3 separate regions of the Homo sapiens genome follow, and all the other regions are linked to region 3. Evidence: chromatin loops called from intact Hi-C (ENCODE). Cell type or tissue: Calu3. All regions are shown on one strand. Region 1 overlaps ESYT3 (extended synaptotagmin 3). Region 2 overlaps LOC124909439. Region 3 overlaps PIK3CB (phosphatidylinositol-4,5-bisphosphate 3-kinase catalytic subunit beta).

Region 1 (8,000 bases), 220 kb after region 3:
AGGTTTTCTAGAGTATATATCCAGAACTGAGATATATACAACTGGGTCATAGGGGAAACAAAGGGGAAATGTGTATAGCCACACAGGCCATGTACTACTGTACAACTTGAGGCAGTAGCATTTCTATAGATAACAACATGAATGAAGCTTCTGGAGGTGTACAGAGTGGTGACTTTGGTAGGGAATGTTATCTTCAACTTTAGGAGAAAATGCAAAACTATTCTCCAAAGTGGTTGTACCCATTTATACTCCTCCCACAGCAATGCATGAAACCTCCCACTTTGCCACATCCTTTTTGCCAATGTATAGAGCTATTATTGTCGTTTTAATATTATTTATTTCCCTGATGATCACTAATGAAGCAACTTTTCCTTTGTTTATTGGACTTTTGTATGTCATTTTTGAAGTGCTTCTGTGTCTTTTGCCCATTTTTCTATTGGATTAACTTAGTAATTTGTAAAAGTTACTTATATATTCTGGACATGAGCACTTTGACAGCTATATGTGTTACAAATGTCTTCTTCCATTCTGTGACCTATCTTTCCATTTTCCCATAGTGTTTGTTTTTGTTTTCTTGTTTTTTTTTTTTTTTTGAGACATGCAGTGGCAGGATCTCGGCTCACTGCAACCTCCGCCTCCCGGGTTCAAGTGATTCTCCTGCCTCAGCCTCCTGAGTAGCTGGGACTACAGGCGCGTGCCACCATGCCCTGCTAATTTTTTGTATTTTTAGCAGAGGTGGAGTTTCACTGTGTTAGCCAGGATGGTCTCCATCTCCTGACCTCGTGATCCGCCTGCCTTGACCTCCCAAAGTGCTGGGATTACAGGTGTGAGCCACCGTGTCCGGCCCTCCCATAGTGTTTTTTTTGTTTGTTTTTTGTTTTTTGTTTTTTAAAGAGATGGGATCTCGGCCGGGCGTGGTGGCTCATGCCTGTAATCCCAGCACTTTGCGAGGCCGAGGCGGGCAGATCACGAGGTCAGGAGATCGAGACCATCTTGGCTAACACAGTGAAACCCTGTCTCTGCTAAAAATACAAAAAATTAGCCTGGCATGGTGGCATGTGCCTGTAGTCCCAGCTACTGAGGAGGCTGAGGCAGGAGAATCACTTGAACCCAGGAAGCAGAGGTTGCAGTGAGCTGAGATCATGCCACTGCACTCCAGCCTGGGTGACAGAGCGAGACTCCATCTCAAAAAAAAAAAGATGGGATCTCACTGTGTTGCCCAGGCTGGCCTTTGAACACCTGGGCTCAAGTGGTCCCTCCCACCTCGGCCTTCCAAGTAGTTGGGACTAAAAGTGTGTGCCACCGCACCAGCCTATAGTTTATTTTTATGAACAGAAGTACCTAATTTTCACGGAGAGATGTGTGGTCTTTTAGTTAGTGCTCTTTGCGTGTTATGAAATCTTGCCTTAGTCACAAGTTGTGAAATTATTCTCCTATATTATCTTACAGCTGTATAGTTTTGCTTTACACAGTCTAATATACCTGGAGTTGATTGATTTTTTAATGTGATATGAGTAAAGGACCATTTCGTATTTTCTCACATGAATATCCAATTGTCCCAGCACCTTTTATTGAAAAGTCTATCTTTTCCCTTTGTTCACAGTGCTACCTCTGTCATAAATTGAGTATATGTGAATGGGTCTGTTTCTGGGCTCTTTTCTGTTCTTTTGGCCCAGTTGGCTCCCTGCACTAGTACCATTCTGTCTTAGTTATTACAGCTTGAAAATGAACTTTGGCGTTGAGTAGGCGGCTTTCTACCTTTTGTAGTTCCATGTACATTGAATCTGCTTATCAAGTTACACACACAACCTGTTGATTTATTGGGCTTTCATTAAACATATAATTAATTTGGAGAGAAATGGCATTTGTTGGGTTTTCCAACCTCAAACGTGGCATAGCTCTCCATTTTAGGTTTAACATTTATTTAAAAAGTTTTAGTTTTCTTATAGGGGTTGTTGAATGTATTCATATAGATTGATATTTTTATGCACTTATTTTCTCTTAGGGAACAGAACTACAGTTTTTTTAACATTGTATCAAGCAAGCTTGCTGAAGACTTTCTGGTTAATTCTAGCAATTTAGATTATCTTGGATTTCATGCTCATGATCATATCATCTGCACATAGAAGTTTTGGTTAGATGTACCTATTTTTGCCCTATTATTACTCAGGCTGCAATACATTGTTGAACAGAAGTGGCAATAGGGAGCATCTGTTTCTTAATATATTGTTTGCTGCCATTAATATAAACAGAAATCTAAATGATTCTTGGATGGATCTTTTAATCTTTTTACTTTCAACATTTCTGTTTCATGTGAACCTCTTATAAACAGCATATAACTGCTTTTTACTTTTGACATTCTAGATTTTAATAGTGTTGTTTATTGTAATTACAAATATATTTAGACGTATCTTGACCATCTTTTGTATTGTCTACTATGTCTTTGCTTTCCCCTCCTACGTTTTGCAGGGTTGATTTTTCTTTATAACCTTTTCTTCTTCACTGCTAATTTGGAAGTTGTATATATCAACTTTATTGGCTTTCTGCTATTACTCTATTTTCATAGTTATCTTGCAATTTTGAATACATACTTAGGAGACAGAAACCACATTGCACAGGTAACCAAACATGAAAAACTTAACCACCTTTTACTAGTTAGCAATTCTTGTATTTACTACTAAACGGGGTAGAAGTGGACTCTAGGGGATACAGAATATCAACTTCAGGATGCAGATCCTTACCCCCAGGGGTAAGGGAGAGTGAACAAGAAAGGAAGTTAGAAACTAAGTGCCTCCCTACCAGGCTGAGATTTAGATTTCCGCTGGCAGCCATAGGACCATGCAACCCACTTGTGGCTAAGAAACTTGCCAAAAGGTGTTGCCTGCTGATAAAACATGAAGGCCATGAGCCAAGGGTAAACTGTGGGGGTACTTAGGTGATTGATTGAGAACAGCTCTGTATGCCAATTAGCTAGCAGCCATGGAAAACATCAGAAGAAAAGCCCCTTCTTCCTGCTATAGAGTGTCCTTCCATCGCCCCCTATTGGCAAAGCCAAACATCAGCCTGCCGGGAAAGCAGCAAAGGAGACAGACGTCAATTTGAAGCTGAGAGGTAATGAATTAGTGACTGACACAGTTATATTTTTAAGATGAGTATCTTTAGCTTCCTAAATAAGATATGGTCTTGAATACTTACTTTCTTAATCAGCCTAGCTGCCCCTTCTTAGTTGTTAGTACTAACATTTTAGTTCTACTATGTTTCTGAACCCTTGCAAAAATCTTTGGTTATTTGTTTATATCTTGTGAACAATCATCATCAAAACTTGCTTAGGTTTGCCAATGTATTTTATGGATTTCTTTGCTTTCCACTGCTTCTCACATGCTATTTCTGCCTTACTGGTACATTTTCCTTCTGGCTGAAATATTATCTATGGCTATTTTTCAGTTTGATATTCCTGTGTACTTTGTATTTTTTTTAAAGTCTGTTTTTGTTTTGTTTCATAATTTATTTTTGCCCGTGAGTTTCCCTTTAGTGACAGCCATCTGCTGCAGTTGTCGCATATGTGCCCTGGATGGGAGTGGCAACCCTGTGGGGCCAATTTTATGGTTGCCTCCATCAAGGCTTCACAGGCTTCCAGGTTCTAAACCAATATTCACATTCCGTCTTAGGTTTGGGGGTTTCTGTACCAAGATGATGTTAACTTCAGACCCTATGCTCCTGCATATTAGCTGATTGTTTCCACCCACTGCTGAAAACCAATTCTTGTCCTCAGTGGCAGCCAAGGTATTAACAACTTTTCAGGCTCCCTGCCCCTCACACAGCGCCTATATAACCTTGCCTCCTGTCTGCTGTGTACTAAAATTCTGGTTCCCTTCAACATTTTAACTCCTCTTCAGACCATCACCAGGTATTTACCTGTGTTGCCTGACACAGGTAAAAACGGTTCAATTGACCACGTTTAAAATAAATGTTTGTGGTTTAAGTTTGGAAGAAGAGGGGTAGGTTTTCACTTATCTGCCATTTTGATTAGCTGTTTTAGGGTTGCTAATGTTTCGATGTACATATGATACATTCCCTTATTTCTCTGGTGCTTCTCCATTTTCAAGGCACTTGTCTATTTAGGGGGCAATTAGAATGCCATCATAAGGTAGACAGGGTAGGCATCAATGCTCCATTTTATTATGAGAATTTGCCATTTAAAATAGAAACCTCAGCAGAAACGAATTTCACCATGCATCTTCTATGTACTTAACACGGTCTTGGATGGTGAGGGTGAAAAACAATTCAAGTAGCTTGAATTGTTCCCTACTGTTCAACTGGAGAATAAACAAAATTAAATACCAAATACAATATAAGTAGCTGCTTAGCATGTAACCTTAGCAGATGCCTAATCAACATTTCTTAAAACTTAGTGTTATAAAGGCTGGGAACTATTAAAATGGAAAATACTCAGTATCAACAGTAAATGCTACAGGCGGTAGGAAGAGTCCATTTCACTATGGATTGACTGACTTACTTAATAGAGGAAATAGGTTTGAGACATGACTTGAGTCAGCAGAGCATAGTATTTGGACTACTCTGGAATAGAACATCTGCATGTGAATCAGATGGCAGGAAACTGGAATAAGAGTAACATGACAAAACTTTGTTCTCGAATGTTGCCCTGCTTCAGAAAAGTGGCAGTGAAGGCAGAGGCAGAGACAGAAAACTGACGGCAGGTAGTGTTGGTGTTGGTAAGAGAGAAGAGGAGGTCCAGGAATGTTGGAGGGGATGAGAAGTATATTTGGTCTTGTAAAGTCTGAAATGTAAAAGAGGCGCTTGTTTAAGCATATAATTTAATACTTTGCTTTTAACATGTTATTTAGGTGAACCAACCATCTCTTTAGAAAAGTTGAATAGCCTAAACTTATCTGAAAGCTTCCTTTTCTCTGATGGTGACACTCTTCAGCAGTCTCCAGTGCTTTGCTATGAGAGTCAGACATAGACCTGGGCTTGGAACTTGGTTTGCATTTTCCTATGGAAATAATGCTACACGCTGGAGTTTGGCCCTTAGACTACACAAGAGTATTTAACTCAAGGTATTTAAGTATATCAGTATAACATTTTTGCCAGTAGGGAAATACATTTTTAGCTCCAGGTCAAATAAAAGAACAAATATCCAGGCATACAAGTACCACAGGTGGCAGCCAGAAGGGCTTTGGCAGTGTTAGCTCTTGGCAGTTTTGAGTTGGGTCACTTTCTATTTCCATAAAAAAGTGACTTCCCTTTGGCCAGTCACTGCCCAGGAATGCTGGTAGTGGCTCCAGAAACAGACCTCCCCCAGCCCCTATGCCAGAGGCAGGACACTTTCTGGTACATACATTCAGGTAAGTCCTAAATCAGATGGTATATAATTACCTACTAAAAAGTGGCACTTGTTTAAGTATATAAACACTGAGGTTTGGATAATTTAGTAGGCACAAATATAACATTTCTTTCTGGACTTGAACAAAAAAATCCAACCAAAAAAAGTAGTTCTTGCTTTTAAATAACCTCTTCCTTATGCTATTCAGTCATGGAGTTAAATTCCACACAAGAATTGTATGTATATAATTTCAAGTGGTTGTTCTGATTTAAATGACAAAATATACATATATTGGATGTAAGTGATCCAAAGGAAAAAATATATACATATATATACATTTTAATATAAAGGTGAGTGATAAGAATTCTCATCATCAGCTTCTGGGCTGTCCATTTGGAGTCAGCTCATACCTGTAAGACAGTTACGTTTGGACTTAACGTTAGTAATGACAGTGTGTTGTGGTAACAGGACAAACTGCCTAGTCCTGCCTGCCTGGGCCTCTGTAAGACCAGCAGAACCTGTCTCTCTGTAAGTTGGCCAGCCAGGGTTCAGGGTTAAGGCTAGAGTTTACAGGTGTCTTTTAGGGTATCAGTGAGATCTGCAGGCAGTAAAGCCTTAAATAAAGGTGTTCATCTCCCTCCCTTCTTGATAACCAAAGGAGCTGAAACAGTACTGAAAAGGGAAAACTGTCTTGAATAGCAGGATAACAGTGATAAAATGAAAGGGCACACTTACCATTGTGAAAAGCCCTTAATCAGATCTTCTTTTGATAAGTCAATCAGTACCTAAATAATCACAAATAATTAGTTCCCCTCCAAAACACTGCATTAAGGAAAGAAATTGGGATAAGGCGAATTGATCATAATCTCCTTGGTATATCAAATATCTCTTGTACTTACTTTTCCTAACTCCTTTCTTCTGTGTGAGCCAAGTGGCCTACTATTTTTCACTGCAACATCTAGTGACCTCTTCTTTACTTCTTCCATGGGAACAAAAAATTCAAATCTTTAGGAAGCAAAAAGGAAGTGAGAATTATGCATTTCATTCAGTTTTCTTGAAAATCTAAAGTGCTTCATCCATTTCCCTACTAAAACAGAAAGGTACAGACTATTAGGAGCACCTAGAGCAGGACTGGCTCATAACTACTCACGATGTATCATTATTACAAATAATCACTGTCCAGTGTTGTTCACAAAATCCAGAAGTATTAAGAGGCTGTTTGCCTAGAAGTGCCTCAGACTGCTGTGGCTTAGTTTGCATCTATCTTTCTCCAATTCTACCTTTGCTACCACTCTTCTTTTTGAGACGGAGTTTCGCTCTGTCGCCCAGGCTGGAGTGCAATGGCGCGATCTTGGCTCACCGCAACCTCTGCCTCCTGGGTTCAATCAATTCTGCCTCAGCCTCCCGAGTAGCTGGGATTACAGGCATGCACCACCACACCTGGCTAATTTTTTGTGTTTTTAGTAGAGACAGGGTTTCACCATGTTGGTCAGGCTGGTCTCAAACTCCCGACCTCAGATAATCTGCCTGCCGCAGCCTCCCAAAGTGCTGGGATTACAGGCGTGAGCCACCACACCTGCCCCTGGCTACCACTCTTTTAGCTGGCCCTCCTCACCCTGAACAGTACCTATTCACAGGACCACCTCAACCCCCTTCTCAGTTTTTTTCTTACCAGCTAAGGGCTAGAACACTGAGCAGTTAGGTTTGCTACAGTTGCATGGAAAACAGTGGCCACCTCCTATGGAGTAAGGCAGAGGAAACCTCTTACTTTTAGGTTTATTTTTAGGGTGGAGGCTGCCAACTCTGCCTTCCAGATAGTCCAGGCTTATCTTGCTGTCATACTTTTGAGAATTAGTAACAGATTTAGGTTTGTCACAAAAGTCAAAGTCAAATGTTAAACCTCTTCCCTCATATATTCCCACATAATTTTTTTTAATCCCTTAGCCACGTAGTAGCTACCACACCACAATTTTGACATCTTTTTATAATTATGTCAGAGCTCCCTTTGAAGGCAAAATCTCTTACTTGTGTGGCTCTAGAGTATAGGATGCTGCCTGGCATAAAGCATTCAGTAAATGTTGAATGAATAGTCTCTCTTCCTCATACCCTTTTCTTGATACTGATGAACTCAAAGTGTAGCTCTTGAAGGAACATAATAGTTCTTAGATATGGCCCAAAGAGGACTCAGTGTAACCCTTTTTAAAAAAGTTATTGGCCAGGAAAATTATGAGATGTAATATTTTCCTAAGCTGGCTAGAAATGTCTTTTTAGAACCCTGAAGCAGAAGGTACACGCTGATGAGATTCAGACTTCTAAGAATAAAAATATTTGGGATGAGACTTGCCACCACTGGCCCATCAAAAGCAATTAATGTGATTAGAGTCACCCTTGTCCCCAAGGACATAGGTGGACAAGCCTTTGTGGAGAAGGGGAGGGTATCTCCTCTACCCATCACCTATGTTTTGTTGCAGGAGGGAAGACAGGCCAAAGAGCTTCAAGCTTTAGAGGAAACTTTAGGTCCTCAGGCTCAAGGAATGTTTAACTGCTGGAATTAAAACAGATCAAAAAAATATTTGAACATTCAAATCTTTTTACTACCAGAGAGACTTCATTTAAACAGAAAGAGTAGGGAACATTCCATATTCAGGAACACTTT
Region 2 (8,000 bases), 630 kb before region 3:
GGGTGCTGCATTTTTTGGTATTCTTATAGATATTCTTGTCCAGAGTGTAGTTAGCAAATTGGAAACATTTGCTCTTTTTGGATATTCCTTCACAATTTGTTGAGCCATTTAAATAAATAGCTCCATCTAGGGCTATTTATTTCCCATTACTAAGGCAAGACTTTACAAAGATTCTACCCAATGCCCCATAATTTAGGAGTTGTTCCATTCTTGTTGGTGGAACCAGGCACTATTTTCAGCACTCTATGTGTGTGTTCTGTCCACTGTTCCTAATCCTCCTGGATGCCTTCCCTGACCCACAGCTTTCAGGCAGTTTCTTCATACACATGCTCTGATCAGTACTCTGCTGAGTAATTGATGAGGACCCTTTGCAGATCCTGAGTTCCCTGTCTGTGTAGCGCTCTGTCTCTTTGGTACTCTGATTAGCAAACCCTAGCCACCTTGGTCTCCCTGAGCACTCAGTGTTATCTCCTGAATGCAGGGAGTTTTCTAGGCTCTGCCTGGATTCCCCTCTCTGTGCCATCGCCTGGAAAGTCCCTCAAGGCAGTAAGTTGTGAAAATAGTAGGGATCCTCTTGTTTGTATCCTCTCTTTCAGGAATCACTGACCTTCATTTCAAGCCACTGTCCAGTATCTTAAAAACAAGTTTTATATATTTTGCCTGTTTCGTTTCCTTATTTCAGGTAAGTCTGGTCCCTGTTCCTCTATCTTGGTTGGAAGTGGAAGTCCTCCTCAATGAAGTTGGCGGGACAAAAACACCTCAATGATACCATTAAGGAGTAATTTAAGATTGCAGGCCATGCATTTTCTAGACCTAGAATTTTCAAAGGATATTTTTCTTCTGGTTTAAAAACTATAGTTGATGAGGACTCACAAACTAATACAAATCATGAAGCAATTATAAAAAGCATGACATTCCAGGAAATTGGAACTGCCACTGAATGTCTAGGATGGAGGGTCTCCATGGCAGAGGATTTCCTAATGAGTGGTTGGAGTGAGCTAAAGGATGAGGCGGGCTGCAGAGACGTGAGCAGCAAGACTAAGCAGGTTCCCCTGTTACATGCTGTCATAGTATCCTAGCCCTGCATTGATAGTGCTTATGAAGAGTTTAATTAAATAATTGTTAGTTTACTTGGTTATTATCTATTTTACCTTCCTGGCTAAAGGCTCCATAAGGGCAGAGCCTTTAGCACTATATCTTCAGTAGACATCAGTGTGTTTGACACATAGTAGAAGCTCAAGAAATAGCCATTGAATAAATGGGTCAGGTGCGGTGGCTCATGCCTGTCAGTCCAGCACTTTGGGAGGCCAAGGCAGACAGATCACCTGAGGTCAGGAGCGTGAGACCAGCCTGGCCAACATGGTGAAACCCCATTTCTACTAAAAATACAAAAATTAGCCGGGCATGGTGGCACGCACCTGTAATCCCACCTACTCGGGAGGCTGAAGCAGGAGGATCACTTGAACCTGGGAGGCGGAGGTTGCAGTGAGCCAAGATCGTGCCACTGCACTCCAGCCTGGGTGACACAGCAAGACTCCGTCTCAAAAAAAAAAAAATACCCCATCGAATAAATGAATAAATAAATAATGATGAGTAGAATTAGCAGAGCAGGGCCCAGGCCTCCAGGCAAAGATGAGAAGAACCAGCCCTTCTAAGGACTGGAGAACAGCAACGATGATGATCTGGGGGGCGGACAGAGCCCACAGTTCATCCTTGTGTGTGCTCAGTACTTAGTGGCTGCTCACAATTGTGCAAGTTAGCAGAATGTTCTGGTTGTCCACTGCACTGTAACCAACTCTCCAAAACTTGGCAGCATTTATTTTGCTCGTGAATCTGAAATTTGGGTAGGGCTTGGTGGGGACAGCTCATCTCTGCCCTCTCTTGTACCAGCTGGAGTAGCTCAAAGGCTGTGCCTGTGATCATCCAAAGGCTTATTTGTCACATGTGTGCCAGTTGATGTTGGCTGTCAGCTGAGATCTCAGTGGGGGCTGTCAGGCAGAATACCTACACGTGGCTTCTCTGTGTGGCCTGCACTTCTTCATATCCTGGTGGCTGGATTCCAAAAGTCGGCATCTCAGGAGATAGAGAGCCAGTCCAAAGCCATATCACCTGTTCTAACCTCGTCTTGGAAATCACACAGCATCACTCCCATCTCACTTTATTCAGTAGAAGCTAGTTGCTAAAGCTGGCCAGTATTCAAGGAGAGATGAATTAGACTCCACTTTTTGAAGGGACAAGTGTGAAAGAGCGTGTGGGCATGTTTCTAGACCGCCCTGCAGAGTTCCTGTAGAGTGCTGCCGCATGTTGGGCCTGTGTACTGTGAGGAGGCCCCAGCCCAGCTGAGGGGAGGTGATATTGACACAGGAGTGGGTAATGATGGGGACAGCATGAGAGCCTGGCATCAGATAGTTTGGGGCTCCTAGCAGGGCTGCAGATCTGGGGACAACAAGCCCCCTCACCCTGAGAGCTGGGTGCTCAGTGGGGGAGACCTCCCTAGAGGAAGACATAATTGAGGTGTGGCAAGAGGGCAGGACACTTCTGGGAAGGAGGTGTGAGGTGAGGCTGTGGGGTGGTATGTGGCCTGTCCAAGCCCTAACAGCTGCTGAGTGGCAAGTGGCTTGAACCCATATCTGTGTGTTGGAAGGGGCTGTGTTCTTCCACTGCAGCAGCAGCAGCAGCAGCTCTAAGAATACAGTGATGATAATAGCAATGGTTCTTCCCAGGGGAGCCAGAGACCCACAGGCTTTGAAATTAATGTGAATCCCGGCTCTGTCTTGTACTAGTAGGGTGAATTTGTATGTGTTACTCCACTTCTCTGAAATTCAATTTCTCTTTTGTAAAATGGGCTTGATAATCCCCACCTTTCAGTGTTGCCACGGGGCTTAGTGATAATCCTCATGACATGTCTAGCAGCGTGGGGTGCAGAGAAGATTCTCAGTGAGTGGTACCCAGTACTACCTTTGCAGAGCGCTTTACCATTTTACATTACGGCCTTTTCATTTGTTCCCCAAAATCACTTGAGAGAGGAAGGGCGGGGATGGTCATCTTGGGTGCAGGTAAGGAGCAGGGACAGCGTGGACAAGGCATGTGTGGGCCAAGCGGCAGGCACTGGAGGCGGCATGCAAGCACCTAGCAAGTTCAGAGGTGCTCCAGATTCCTGGACAGCGCCCTCCTCCGCGTAGTGAGGGACGCGTGTTCTCCTGGCGGGGGGGCCGCTAGGTGGCGCTGTGGGACCGCCGTGGGGAGCCAAACGCTGGAGCAAGGCGTCCTCTCTGGCGATTAAACCTTAGGCTGCCCTTCCGGGCCACGCCCTCAGTGGAGCTGGGGCAGCCCGGCTCCGTGTTCCGCATCTCTTGGACTCACACAGAGACAGAATGCATTCTCCTTTTCATGCAGCCTCATGCTACCTTCTCCACTGGCACTGCAGACAGACCCTCCACCCTCTCTCCTTCCTGCCACAGAGGCATAGGGTCTCTCAGGACAGAGGGGGCTGTGGGAGCCAACAGCACCCGTTCTAGGAGAGAGGGTGACTTTGCTGCAAGACCCTGTCTAGTTCCTAAATACCCAAGGCTACATCTGGGCATGCAAACCCCTCTTTCTAATGCTGTAAATTTAGTGATAAATCTCCACAACCATTTCTTTGGGGAGACTTACTTTTCCATGAGGTGGGGGCCACATTTCCCTCCCATCTAGTCTGGCACTTGGTAACCCCACCTGTGCCCACAGGCCTTTGCCATGAATTTCAGGGTGTGGTAGAGGAGAGAGCCTGCGTCAGGAGCCCATCAAATCTGTAACGCAAGCTCAGCCTCCACAAACCAGTAATTTAAAGTCAGAGTCACTGCGGTAACTCCTCTGAGGCTCATCTGCAGAGTGGGGACAGTAATCCCTACTTTGTAGGGTTGCAGTGAGAAATAAATGATGTGTCTTGTGGATGTGCTTTGTCTGTTGGAAATCTCTAGCCACCTGTGAGATGTGGTTATCACAAAAAGATAACACCTTTGGACAGCCTTGGGACATGTACAAAGTGGCTGGTGTGGGCAGAAAGTGCCAGGAAGATGACAGCAGGGTGGGAGGGAGACATGGGCCTTGAGCCAGGTAGTCAGGGTTAAGGGTGTGAGAGCGAGTGGGACTCACACAAGCATAGTGATTGGGAAGTGTCAGCGAGTGGGATCTGGCCCATGTGGCCAGAAGGTGAAGACAGGGCCAGACTGAGGGGGCCTTCAGTGCCTGGACACTGAATCTGAACCCAGTTCTGCAGCCATCAGGGAATATTTATGGATTCTCAATCTCCATCTAAGAAGGGGCAGCCCCTGGACAGGTCCCTCCAGCAGCGGTGGGAATGGGAGAGGGGCACAGCCGGGAAGCTCTTGTAATCACTGTGCACTTCACCCTGCTCTTAATTGTGAAACACTTGATTCAAAACACTGCTCCTCCTCCAAGTTCTCCTGATGGTTGAAATGGGCTTGAGGGTCGAGGTCCGCTGGTTCTTTCTGTCTCTGGAGGACAGGCCCAGCTGGCCGCAGTAGACTGCCTTGACAGCTGATTCAGTGCTGTTCACACACATGCTTCACCTGCCCTGACACAGGAAGAGTGTCTCCAGGCTTCGCCTCCCACCTCCCCACGAGGCAGGAAGCCCAGCCCCAGGCCTGTCTGAGCTGTCTCAGAGAGAAGCTGGGTTATGGAACCACAGCGGCCTCCCACTCCCAGCACACACACACACACACACACACACGAAATGAAATGCGTGGTGGACAGGGAAAGCCACGCAAAACCACAGGACCATGTGCTGTGCTCACATGCCAGACACACACAAGAAGGAAGATATGCTGCAGCCAGCCTGGCCTCCTCCTACACAGAGTGGCAGGGTTGGCTTTCCCTCCACAGCAACCTCATCACCAATCCTTGGAACTGTTGGCCAGGAGGCCTTAGTTGTGGGCCAGACGTCTTGGCCAGTGGGCTCTTCTGTTGGGAAGTAAAGGAGGCACCTGAAATTGCTTTCCATTCTCTGCCTGTGGCTGAGAATCTTTCCCAAATGCCAATGTTCACAGTGCCCATCATTTTTGATAACTTTGGGTGAAACATCCCTTGAACATCAACTCTGAACCCCAGCAACAGAAAGCCTACAGAAGGAGTAGAAGGGCAAGAATTGGAGAAGTTGAGTTGGCCTAAAGATACTCATGGGGACTGCCTCTCTGGAGGAAAGTTTATTTCCGTGCATTACGATCCTTCTTCCTACAGGGAAAAGGCAGGGGAAGAAGGCAGAATCTGGGGCAATGGGAGGCTCGGTTTTTTTGGATTCCGGCTTGGCAAGATGTATGTTCTGAGATCTGAGAGCAATTTCATGTTATGTGATTTTTTTCCCCTCCCCGTGGTAGCCTGGCAAGACCCTTGAGCCAGAAAAGAGGCTGAGAAGCCAACTCCCATCTGTGTCAGGAGTGCTTTGTGCTTCAGTTTTTCTGTCTGCAATATGGGGATAACAGTACACACAGGCATTTCACAGGGTTGCCATGAGAATTAATGGATAGATGTAAAAGATTTAGAAAAGCGTAATGCACAGTTTAATGGAGGTGGTATTTTCCCCCCAGTGGAAAAAATAAACAGTATATTCTTACTACATACAAGTACAACCTCAGTCCCCAAAGCCAAGTGAGTCTGAGAAACAAAGCCAAAAGCGAATCTAGAGGGCGGGAGCTGGAATTCTTGGTGAGGTGGCCTTTGAGTTGAGGGCTTTCCCTCCCTCTGATGGCTCCAGCAGCTCCCCCGGCCCTGCCTGATGAAAGGGAAGACAGGCTCTGTTGTGGCTTGACACATGCCCCAGATGTTAGGTTGCAACTTTGTTCAGCAATTAGCTCTCAGAGGTGGCAGCTGTGTGGAAAGGGCCAGGGCTTGGAACCAGGGTGCCTGTGTCCCACTGCCAGCCAGGCCCTACACCAGCTCAGAACCCTTGGGGGAGCTGCTCAGCTTAATCAAATAGGGATAAAGCACAGGAGCACAGGCCTGCTCCTTCGGGTTGCTAGATTTACCAAATAAAAATACAGGACACCCAGATATATTTGAACTTCATATAATCAACAAATAATCATTTAGTACCAGTATATCCCATGCAATATTTGGAACATATTTATATTAAAAATATTATTTAATATTTATCTGAAATTCAAATTGAACTGGGCATCCTGTATTTTATCTGGCAACCCTACTCCTTCATGAGACTCTACAAGGAGTCCACTGGTTGAAGGGGACCTCTCTGCCTCCTCTCTGGTCTTAGTCAGCTCAGGCTGCCCTAACAAAATACCATAGACTGGGTGGCTTAAACAAAAGTAATTAATTTTCTTCTAGTTCCACAGGCTCGGAAGTCTGAGATCAGGGTGCCAGCATGGTTGGTCAGGTTCCGGCGCGGGCCCTCTTCCTCCCTGTAGAGACTGCCTTCTCTCTATGTCCTCATATGGCCTTTCCTCCATGTGTGCCCATGGAGGGGACAGAGATCTCCCTCTGTTCCTCTTCGTACAAGGCCAAAATCCTACAAGATTACAGCCCTCCCTTATGACCTCACTTAACCTTAATTACCTCTTAAAGACTCTATCTCCAGATACAGCCACATTGGGTGTTAGGGCTTCAACATACAAGTTTCGGGGGGACACAATTCAGTCCAGAGCAGCCCCCTCCACTGTTGTCAATGTGGCTTAGACTTGTGACTGTGGCTGTCAAGGGACAGTGTGGTGCAGTGGGAGGCCCAGGGGCCCATTTAACAGTCTTCCCAAGGTCCCCAGCTTCCATGGCAGACTGGGTGCTCTGCTTCTCATCCCTGAGCTGAGGCCTCCTCTGTGCAATGGAATGATGTTGGCCCTGTCTCAAAAGGGTTACTTGAGAGGAAAATGAGATGTTGCTGGTAAAGCACCTAATATGGCCATGCACACAGTGGCCCCAAGTGCACCGGCTACCTACCATGCCAGCTGCTCACCCGCCCCCATCATGCCAGGCGGCCTGCTGGCAGGCACCCATGTTCCCTGGGAGGGAAAGCCTCTCCCTCACTGTGGCCTCCTTGCACCTGTTTCCACTGCTATCACCATTCCAGGCTGCCAGTCTGGCCAGCTGCTGCCTCCTCAGTGCCTGACATGGTTTGGCTCTGTCCCCACCCAAATCTCATTTTGAATTGTAGCTCCCATAATTTTCACATGTTGTGGGAGATAATTGAATCATGGGGGCAGTTTCCCCCATACTGTTCTTGTGGTGGAGAATAAGTCTCCCGAAATCTGATGGTTTTATAAGGGGCTTCCTCTTTAGCTTGGCTCTCATTTTCTGTCTCGTCTGCCACCGTGTAAGACGTGCCTTTTGCCTTCTGCCATAATTATGAGGCCTCCCCAGCCACGTGGAACTGTGAGTCTCCATTAAACCTCTTTTTCCTTATAAATCACCCAGTCTTGGGTATGTCTTTATCAGCAGCATGAAAATGGACTAATACAGTGCCTGTCTGCCTTCCTTTCCAGAAACCTTGCTGGATATGCTCTCTGATGACCAGAATTCATCAGTGTAATTGGTCCCAGAATGTAGCAGAGAAATAGACAAGCTCACACCATCAGCCCATTCCCTCTCCAACCCAACTAAGGCCTTCCAGAAATCCGGCCCCCTCAGGGAAGCATAGCTAGTGTCCAAGATGGGGCTGGCTCTCTGCTGCCCCAATTTTGGGGCCCCAAGTGGCTTTCAAGACAAAGTATATCTGGGGATGGAGGTTGGTGGAGAATCATGAGACGGATGAGGACTCTGGGGTCTTTTGCTTTTGTTCTCTAAGCCCAAGGAGCAGTCAGGGCCGAGTGGCCCGCTGGGAAGTACAGGGGTTAAGAAACAGGAGCCTCTGCCCTGCCTCCCCCAAAGCCCTGGGCCCATCCCTTAGCCCTGCTGGCCTGCAGTTTTCCTTTTGTCAGAAAGAGAGACCAACCCATGCATGGGCCACCTCTCAAAATCATTCATTCATTCTTCCAACACACAGCCTTCTCCCAGGA
Region 3 (8,000 bases):
ATCAGTTTACAACTTTTAAGTCTATTTAGCAAAGTCATTCTACCTGTAGCATGGCAGTGTTATAGAGACTAGGAGGCAAACTGGAGACAATGTGTATGTTTTTCCCATTCTCACAGAATCAAAGCACTATTTAATTTTGGCCAGTTGGTGAAATGTCTGGCCTAGGCTGTCTTCTCCTTTGCCATTAGAGCTCTCAGAATCTTTCCCTAGTTTCTCAGTGTGAGTCATCTGCTACTGCTTTCTTATTAGTGTTTTTGGCTTAAATTTTGTCTTTTGAATTTGAATGCTTGACCTTAGGAAAGAGAGCAGTAGTGCCAGACTCCTAGTCTTTACAGTTTACGAAAGGCTCTGGGCCAGTTTGGGACCATAATAGCCAAATTCTTCCTCTCTCTGTCTTTTTTCCCAAAGTTTTGTGTTATTCAGGTTTCTGGAGACAGTTTCAGATAATAATTTAATTTGTAAACATTGTGCAAATTTTAATAGCTTAAATTATATATATGGCCTGAAAAAAATTTGCATGATCAATTGATGAGGCTGGTGTGATAGGATCCTTGTGTTTGACTGCTTTTTCTTGCTGAGGATGTAGACTTGAGAATGGCCTGGAATCTCTAAGAAGTAAGAGTTTATTGAAAAAGTAAAACAGTAAAATAAAAGTGGAAGCAATCTCAGAGACTAGTGTAAAAAAATGTGTGTTTGTGTATAAATTTAAAAAATAAAAGAAAAACTTTAAAAAGAGACAACTGCAAGAGCAGTTACCTTTAATGATACAAAACAAATTTCTTACAGGTGTTAATTTATCAGCTTATTAGGCAATTACTGAAACAGATAATTACAGTTTAAGCTTAGGAGATATAGTTACACAGGCAGGTCTTGGTTCAAGTGCCTGTCTCATTACCCTTTATAAGACAATATTGCTCCTTGAACCTCAGATAAATGAATTAGTTTTTACTATTTCCACCATAAACTTGTACCTGACCTAAATCAGAGAGTTTGCTACACACTGAGCATGCAGTAATCTTGCCCAGGTCTGATATACCTTTACAATTTGTTTGTTTTTTATTAGGCACAAAGTACAATTAATAAATGGTAAGGATGGGTGTGATGGCTCACCCCTATAATCGCAGCACTTTGAGAGGCCAAGGTAGGAGGATTGCTTGAACCCAGGAATTTGAGAGCAGCCTGGGCCATACAGAGAGACCCCATCTCTACAAAAAAAAAAAAAAGTATTAACTGGGCGTGGTGGCATGGACCTGTAGTCCCAGCTACTTGGGAGGCTGAGGTGGGAGGATAGCTTGAGCCTGGGAAGTTGAGGCTGTTATGACAGAGTAAGACCCTGTATCTTTAAAAAAAAAAAAAAAAATTGTAAACCAAAAATGAAAGTTTCTCTCTGTGACTCCCACCTACCTTCCTCTCCAGAGCTAATTGTAAACAGTTTAATTTGTAGCTATCAATCCTAACTTTATATGTAAATATCTCCCCCTTTAAAATAAATGAGATCTATATATACATATATAAAACTATATATATATATAGTTTCTACTTTTTTCATTTAATATACTTTGTGGATATTGTCATGTGAGTATGAATAGGTCTACTTTTTAAAAAATACCTTTCTAACATTCCATAGCATTAATTACTAGTATCTATTAGATTTTTCTTTTTCTTTTTTTTTTTTTTTTTGAGACAGAGTCTCACTCTGTTGTCAGGCTGGAGTGCAGTGGCATGATCTCAGCTCACTGCAGTCTCTGCCACCCCGGGTTCAAGCGATTCCCCTGCCTCAGCCTCCCAAGTAGCTGGGACTACAGGCATGCGCCACCATGCCCAGCTAATTTTTTGTATTTTAGTAGAGATGGGGTTTCACCATGTTGGCCAGGATGGTCTCGATCTCTTGACCCCGTGATCTGCCCGTCTCGGCCTCCCAAAGTGCTGGGATTACAGGCGTCAGCCACCACGCCCGGCCACATCATGTCCTTTTACCCCTTAATTCTTCAGTATTTCCTTTAAAAAATGGCATTTTTATACATAACCTGAGTAGATTCATGAAGGTCAGGAAAATAATACTGATTCAGTTCTATATAATCTACAGATTTTATTCAAATTTAGCCAGTTTTCTCAGTCATGTGCTTTATAAGTCTTGGATCCAATCTCTGGTTACTTGCTGCATTTCATTGTCAGGTATATTTAGCTTCCTTCAGTCCGAAACAGTTCTTCAGTGTTTTTTTGTTTGTTTGTTTTTTGTTTTTTTTTTTTTAATCTTTAATGACTGACATTTCTGAAGACTATAGGCCAATTATTTTATAGAATATCCCTCAGTTTGGATTTGCCTGATGTTTTGTCATGTTTAGGATCCCAGTTATGCATTTTTAGTGTGAATATCAAAGAAGTAAAGGTGTAGTTTTCTTACTGCATTTTATCAGGAGGCAATATCGGCTTTTACCACTACTCTGGAAGTTAACTGTTATCCCTTGGTTAGTACGGTGTCTGCTAGGTTTTTCTAGTATAAAGTTAATAAATAAAGGTTTTGTGGGGGCGTATTTTGACACTAAGTAAACATTCTATTTCAGATCAAGCTGTCACCCACTTCTTTTTGCATTCACTAATACATCTTCCTTGAATCAGTGTTACTGCAGTGGGTTGCCAATTTTAAATCTTGCTTTTCGTTTTGGATTTATTAGTTGGCTTATAACATAGGTTAGAGGCTTTTCTTCTACTCTATCTCTATCTATCTATCTATCTATCTATCTATCTATCTATCTATCTATCTATCTATCTTTTTAGAGTCAGGGTCTTGCTCTGTTGCCCGGGCTGGAGTGCAATGGTACAGTCATAGCTCACTGCAGCCTTGAACTCCTCTTCTCCCCCATTCATCTCTTTTTTCTTTCTTCTTTTTTTTAACTTATAGGAGATGGATTTGTGATTTCCATTTATTCGATGATTTGTAATTAGTTACTGTCATTTATCTTAATGTTTAATTTATCCCAGATCTGGCTCATGGGAGCCCATTTAAGCTGTCTCTTGTCTCTTTTTGCTTTGTCCCTATCATTCTTTGAGCATTTCTTTCTTTCCGATACAACAGCGTATTCCACACTCATCTAGTACTTTCCCTACCCCAGCCTTGGAATCAGGCATTTCTCCGGAGAGTTTCATTTTTTATATTCAGTTTATTCCTTTTATTTGTGAAAAGTATGTAGGGATGGATGGATGGATGGATGGACGGACGGATAAACAAACGGATGGAATGGATTGACAGTGTCTCGCTTTGTTGCCCAGACTGGAGTGCAGTGACACGATCATGGCTCACTGCAGCCTCAACCTCCTGAGCTCAAGTGATCCTCCCACCTCAGCCTCCTGAGTAGCTAGAACTGCAAGCACATGCCACTATACCTAGCTATTTAAAAATTTTTTTTTAATTTCTATTTTTTTTAGTAGAATTAGGGGTCTCACTTTGTTGCCCAGGCTGTTCTTGAACTCCGGGGCTCAAGCAGTCTTCCTGCCTTAGCCTCACAAAGTGCTGGGATTACAGGCGTGAGCCACCATACCTGGCCTGTGTAAGATCTAGGCCCTGGATATGCTCATTGCCCCTGGGTATAAAGTAAGTAAGTGCTCCTTGGAGAATGCAGGGGTGCAGTTGCTTCCAGGCCCTTTTGTGAAACAGAGCTAGACAGTATATATTTGTTTACCTCCATATGTTTGGGAAAATAAACATACACAGAGATATATTTATTTATCCATCTATTAAAGACCATGAGTTCTCATCAATACCTCTAATATGGATCCATTCCCACTGTATATTTTCTAGTCTTTGTCTTTTCATATTTGTAATTCCCTTTTCTAATGATGAGAAATCTGGATTTCTGTTAACTTTGGTGTATTTACTTATTTGCTCAATCCCCTGTTTGTAATCAGTCTTCTAGTCTTATAACTGTCTTCTTAGTCTCCACCTCATTATCCTTTTTTTTTTGTATTTTGTATTTTTTGTAAAGACGGGTTTTCACCACGTTGCCCAGGCTAGTCTCAAACTCCTGACCTCAGGCAGTCCACCCACCCACATTGGCCTCCCAAAGTGTTGGGATTACAGGCGTGAGCCACCTTGCCTGGCCTGACTTGGATTTTTATCCAAAAAGCAATACTGCCACCCAGTGTTTGCACAGTTTACATTTTTAGATTTTTAGAAACTGTTTTAAGAATCTCTTCATCCTTAGCTTAGAAATTATTAAAGGATCTACCTTTTTTTTTTTTTTATGGAATTATATTTTTGTATCTCACATACTTAGGTTCATTTATTATATATAAATATATATAAATTTACTGAAAGTTCGCTGTGGTGTTTGCACAATTAAATTCTATAATGAGCATTTTACTTTTTTAGAGTCGAGGTGGAAAAAAGTTTCTTCCTGTATTGAAAGAAATCTTGGACAGGGATCCCTTGTCTCAACTGTGTGAAAATGAAATGGATCTTATTTGGACTTTGCGACAAGACTGCCGAGAGATTTTCCCACAATCACTGCCAAAATTACTGCTGTCAATCAAGTGGAATAAACTTGAGGATGTTGCTCAGGTAACAAAAGATCGTTTCTATAACTTTTTTTGGGTGTATGGTACTTGGTTGGATTCACATAAAGTATCCTTTTCTCATAGGTATATTTTCATAGATAGGATAATTTAAGCAGGAGAAATTTTGAGGTTTTAAACTCTTATACTCCAAGTAATGGACCAGAACATTTCCAGAATTTAAAAATCTCAGATTTTGGGTAGGATTGCCATACCTTTCACCAAATACAATTGAAACATTGATCTTGGGACAATTATCTATCAAAAGTACCACTTTCTAAGACGTGGGTACCTTCTACCAGCTTCATCAGTGAACTCCAGAGTTTTAAATCTTTTAGACTCTTTGCAATGACTGTTCTAGAATGAATGTCCATTGTTTGAAAATTACATCTATTACAGAGAATAATATTTTAGATAATATATCATTCAGGTCAATTTTAACATTCATTTCAGTTGTCCAGTATTGCTGAATGTATGCGTTTTGACAGAATAGAAAAAAGACCATTTTGCTTCAGAAACCCACCAAATTTTAGTTCCCTGATTTAATTTTCAAGACCCTGCCAAAAAGCACTGGCATTTATTCAATTCAAACAACCCACCAGTGCTCAATAGAAAGACCTTTGAAATGGGTTTTTTAATCAGAACAAATAAATTTGGTCTACTAAAATAACCAAATTTTTTCATGTTACTTATTTCAGTTCAATGAATCTCTCTAGTATGTAGTCTTAGTAAATCTATAGTGACTAAAAATTTAGTGAAGAAATACAGATTTATCTTAATTATATGCATTTTAAAAATCTTTGGATTTATTGTTTCACTTCTCAATTTAAGAGTAGAAAGGATTTCTTTTGTGTTTACTTTTAGTGTCTAAAGATCTTTGGAGCCAGGCATGGTAGCACACACCTCTAATCCCAGCACTTTGGGAGGCCAAGGCAGGTGGATCGCTTGAGCTCAGGAGTTCCAGACCAGCCTGGGCAACATGGTGAAACCCCATCTCTACAAAAAATACAAACATTAGCTGGACATGCTGGCATGTGCCTGTAGTCCTAGCTACTTGAGTGGCTGAAATGGGAGAATTGTTGGAATCTGGGAGGTTGAGGCTGCAGTGAACCAAATGCCATTGCACTCTACCCTGGGCAATAGAGTGAGACCTTGTCTCAAAAAAATAAAATGGCTGGGGTCTGTGGCTCATGTCTGTAATCCCAGCACTTTGGGAGGCTGAGGTGGGCAGATCAGGAGGTTGAGACCAGCTCAGCAATTTAAGACCAGCCTGGGCAACATGGCAAAACCTTGTCTCTACAACAAATACAAAAATTAACCAGACATGGTGGTGCACGCCTGTTCCAGCTACTCGGGAGGTTGGGACAGGAGGATCATTCGAGCCCGGGAGGCTGAGGTTGCAGTGAGCCAAGATTGTGCCATTGTATTCTAGCCTGGGTGACAGAGGGAGACCCTGTCTCAAATAAATAAATAAATAAATAAATAAATAAATCTTTGGAGACATGTTATATAATTATATTATTGTGTGTACCTCGATTAAACTTGTTTCCACCTTAGACCAAATTAGACTGAAAAGGAACTATTTTATTTTAATTGCTGTAGAATAGTTATTGTCTTCTAGCCACTGATGTATTATCTAAATTCAGGATTCGTTTTCCATGAACCTTCAGTAATGGAAAACAAGATCTAAGCATTTTTTTAGTTGACACATTTGCCTGTTTCTTTTGGATAGTGTCTAGTGCTGAGTACATATCTAAGAAATGCATCATATTATTTCATTAGAATCACAATGGAAAGAATTTCTTGCTGTACTCTTAAAAGCTGTCTTATAGAGAGGTTTGGTGAGTTTTGGCAATTTATTTAATTTTACACTTACATGATTTAATTTTTAATAATTATAAATAATCTTACCAAAGTCATTACTTTCCAATGGTAGAGTTGTTTTTAACCACAACATTGTTGAACCTCTAGTATTACATAATCTTATCTCTCCTTTTCAGTGTTATTTATGGGCAGTGTATTCCAAGTATTAACTGGAGATATGAGGAGTTTTTTTTATTACTGCTATTTCAAAACCCAGGAAATGGTCTCTTCCCAACTCTTCTGCTCATAAAGAAGACTGCTGGTCCATTAGGGCCTTTGGCAAAGCAGGGAGGGGGGATCTATTAGTGAGAAAAATTGGGGATGAGGTTGGTGCTTTATGTCTTTATATCAGTATTTCTCAACCTGTTTTCATCACTATACCTTTAGGAGCTTTTATAGACCCTTTTCCCCCCAATAACCCATGAGATTTTGATTCCGTAGATACATGGTACATCTTTTCATGTACGTATTTGTATCTGTGCTTTATACATAAAAAAAGAGCTAGCCTTATTCAATATAGGGTTAAGAATAGCTAAGTAAAACTTAAGTTTAAAGTTAAAATTTAGGCTGGGTATGGTGGCTCAAGCCTGTAATCCCAGCACTTTGGGAAGCAGAGGCAGGAGGATCACTTGAGTCTAGGAATTTGAGACCAGCAACATAGCGAGACCCTATCTCTACAAGAATAAATAAATGAAATAAAATTAGCTGGGCATGGTGGCGTGTTCCTGTAGTCCTAGCTACTCAGGAGGCTGAGTTGGGAGGATTGCTTGTACCCAGGAGTTCAAGGCTGCAGTGAGGTACGATAGTGCCACTGCACTCCAGGCTGGACAACAGAATGAGACCCTATCTCTTACAAAAAAAAAAAAAAAGGTTAAAATTTAAAAATTACTAGGCATTCCACTGTATTTGCTAAGTAACTATGTAATTTATTCACGTAGGTGAATTCTAATGTGTCAAATTACATATATAAGTTAACAATTTATGCTGAGTGCAGTGGCTCATGCCTGTAATCCCAGAACTTTGGGGCCAAGGTGGGTGGATCACCTGACGTCAGGAGTTCAAGACCAGCCTGGCCAACATGGTGAAACCCCATCTCAAAAAAAAAAAAAAAAAAAAAAATACAAAAAATTAGCTGGGCATAGTGGCAGGCACCTGTAATCCCAGCTACTCGGGAGGCTGAGGCAGGAGAATCTGGGAGGAGGCTTGAATCCAGGAAGGAGAGGTTGTAGTGAGCCAAGATTGCACTATTGTACTCCATCCTGGGCAACAAGAGTGAAACTGTCTCAGAAAAAAGTTAACAATTTATATAAATATATGCTAATAATAGAGTAATTAAATTTTAAAAAATCATTCAAAAGTATTGTTTTCGCAAAAATATTTTTCAAATGTAAAACAACTGAAAAAATTAAGCTAATTTTTAAAAAATTAGTTAACTTTTATTTACTTTTGCTTGATATGAGAAAATGCCTTTTAACTTAGCTGGTAGATACTCATTTAGATATTGTTGACTTTTGGGGGAGGGCTTGCCATAATTATAGATTGAATAACTTGTAGAATTAAATAATAAAATATAAACGGTTTTTATT

Evidence for each region. A loop is a pair of places that touch in the nucleus more often than their neighbours do. Peaks named below come from ENCODE experiments on the same cell type or tissue, not always from the same donor. Only the 100,000 strongest peaks of a DNase experiment are listed, where the experiment ranks them.
Region 1: it touches region 3 in a loop (4-fold over the local background); 9 of 110 quality-filtered maps call a loop at or near these places.
Region 2: a loop joins it to region 3, with 7 times the contacts of the local background. A loop is called at or near these places in 10 of 110 quality-filtered maps.

The regions. Positions count from the first base shown.
Region 1 is chr3:138,474,572-138,482,571 of GRCh38, reverse strand. It overlaps ESYT3 (extended synaptotagmin 3), which reads right to left. Exons shown (of 23, transcript NM_031913.5): 21 at 6,244-6,349; 22 at 6,080-6,129; 23 at 2,647-5,754. The coding sequence ends at 5,718. Among named protein-coding and RNA genes, the nearest start is that of ESYT3, 44 kb to the right of the region's middle. In Calu3, CTCF peaks have their summits at 2,834 and 3,039 (motif pointing left); a DNase peak (open chromatin) is centred at 3,051.
Region 2 is chr3:139,324,735-139,332,734 of GRCh38, reverse strand. The region is part of intron 1 of LOC124909439; the gene reads left to right. Among named protein-coding and RNA genes, the nearest start is that of MRPS22, 15 kb to the left of the region's middle. In Calu3, CTCF peaks have their summits at 3,011 and 3,217 (motif pointing right); a DNase peak (open chromatin) is centred at 3,224.
Region 3 is chr3:138,695,465-138,703,464 of GRCh38, reverse strand. It overlaps PIK3CB (phosphatidylinositol-4,5-bisphosphate 3-kinase catalytic subunit beta), which reads left to right. Exons shown (of 24, transcript NM_006219.3): 13 at 4,370-4,558. Among named protein-coding and RNA genes, the nearest start is that of FAIM, 91 kb to the right of the region's middle. In Calu3, no CTCF peak of the experiment used is centred here; a DNase peak (open chromatin) is centred at 4,104.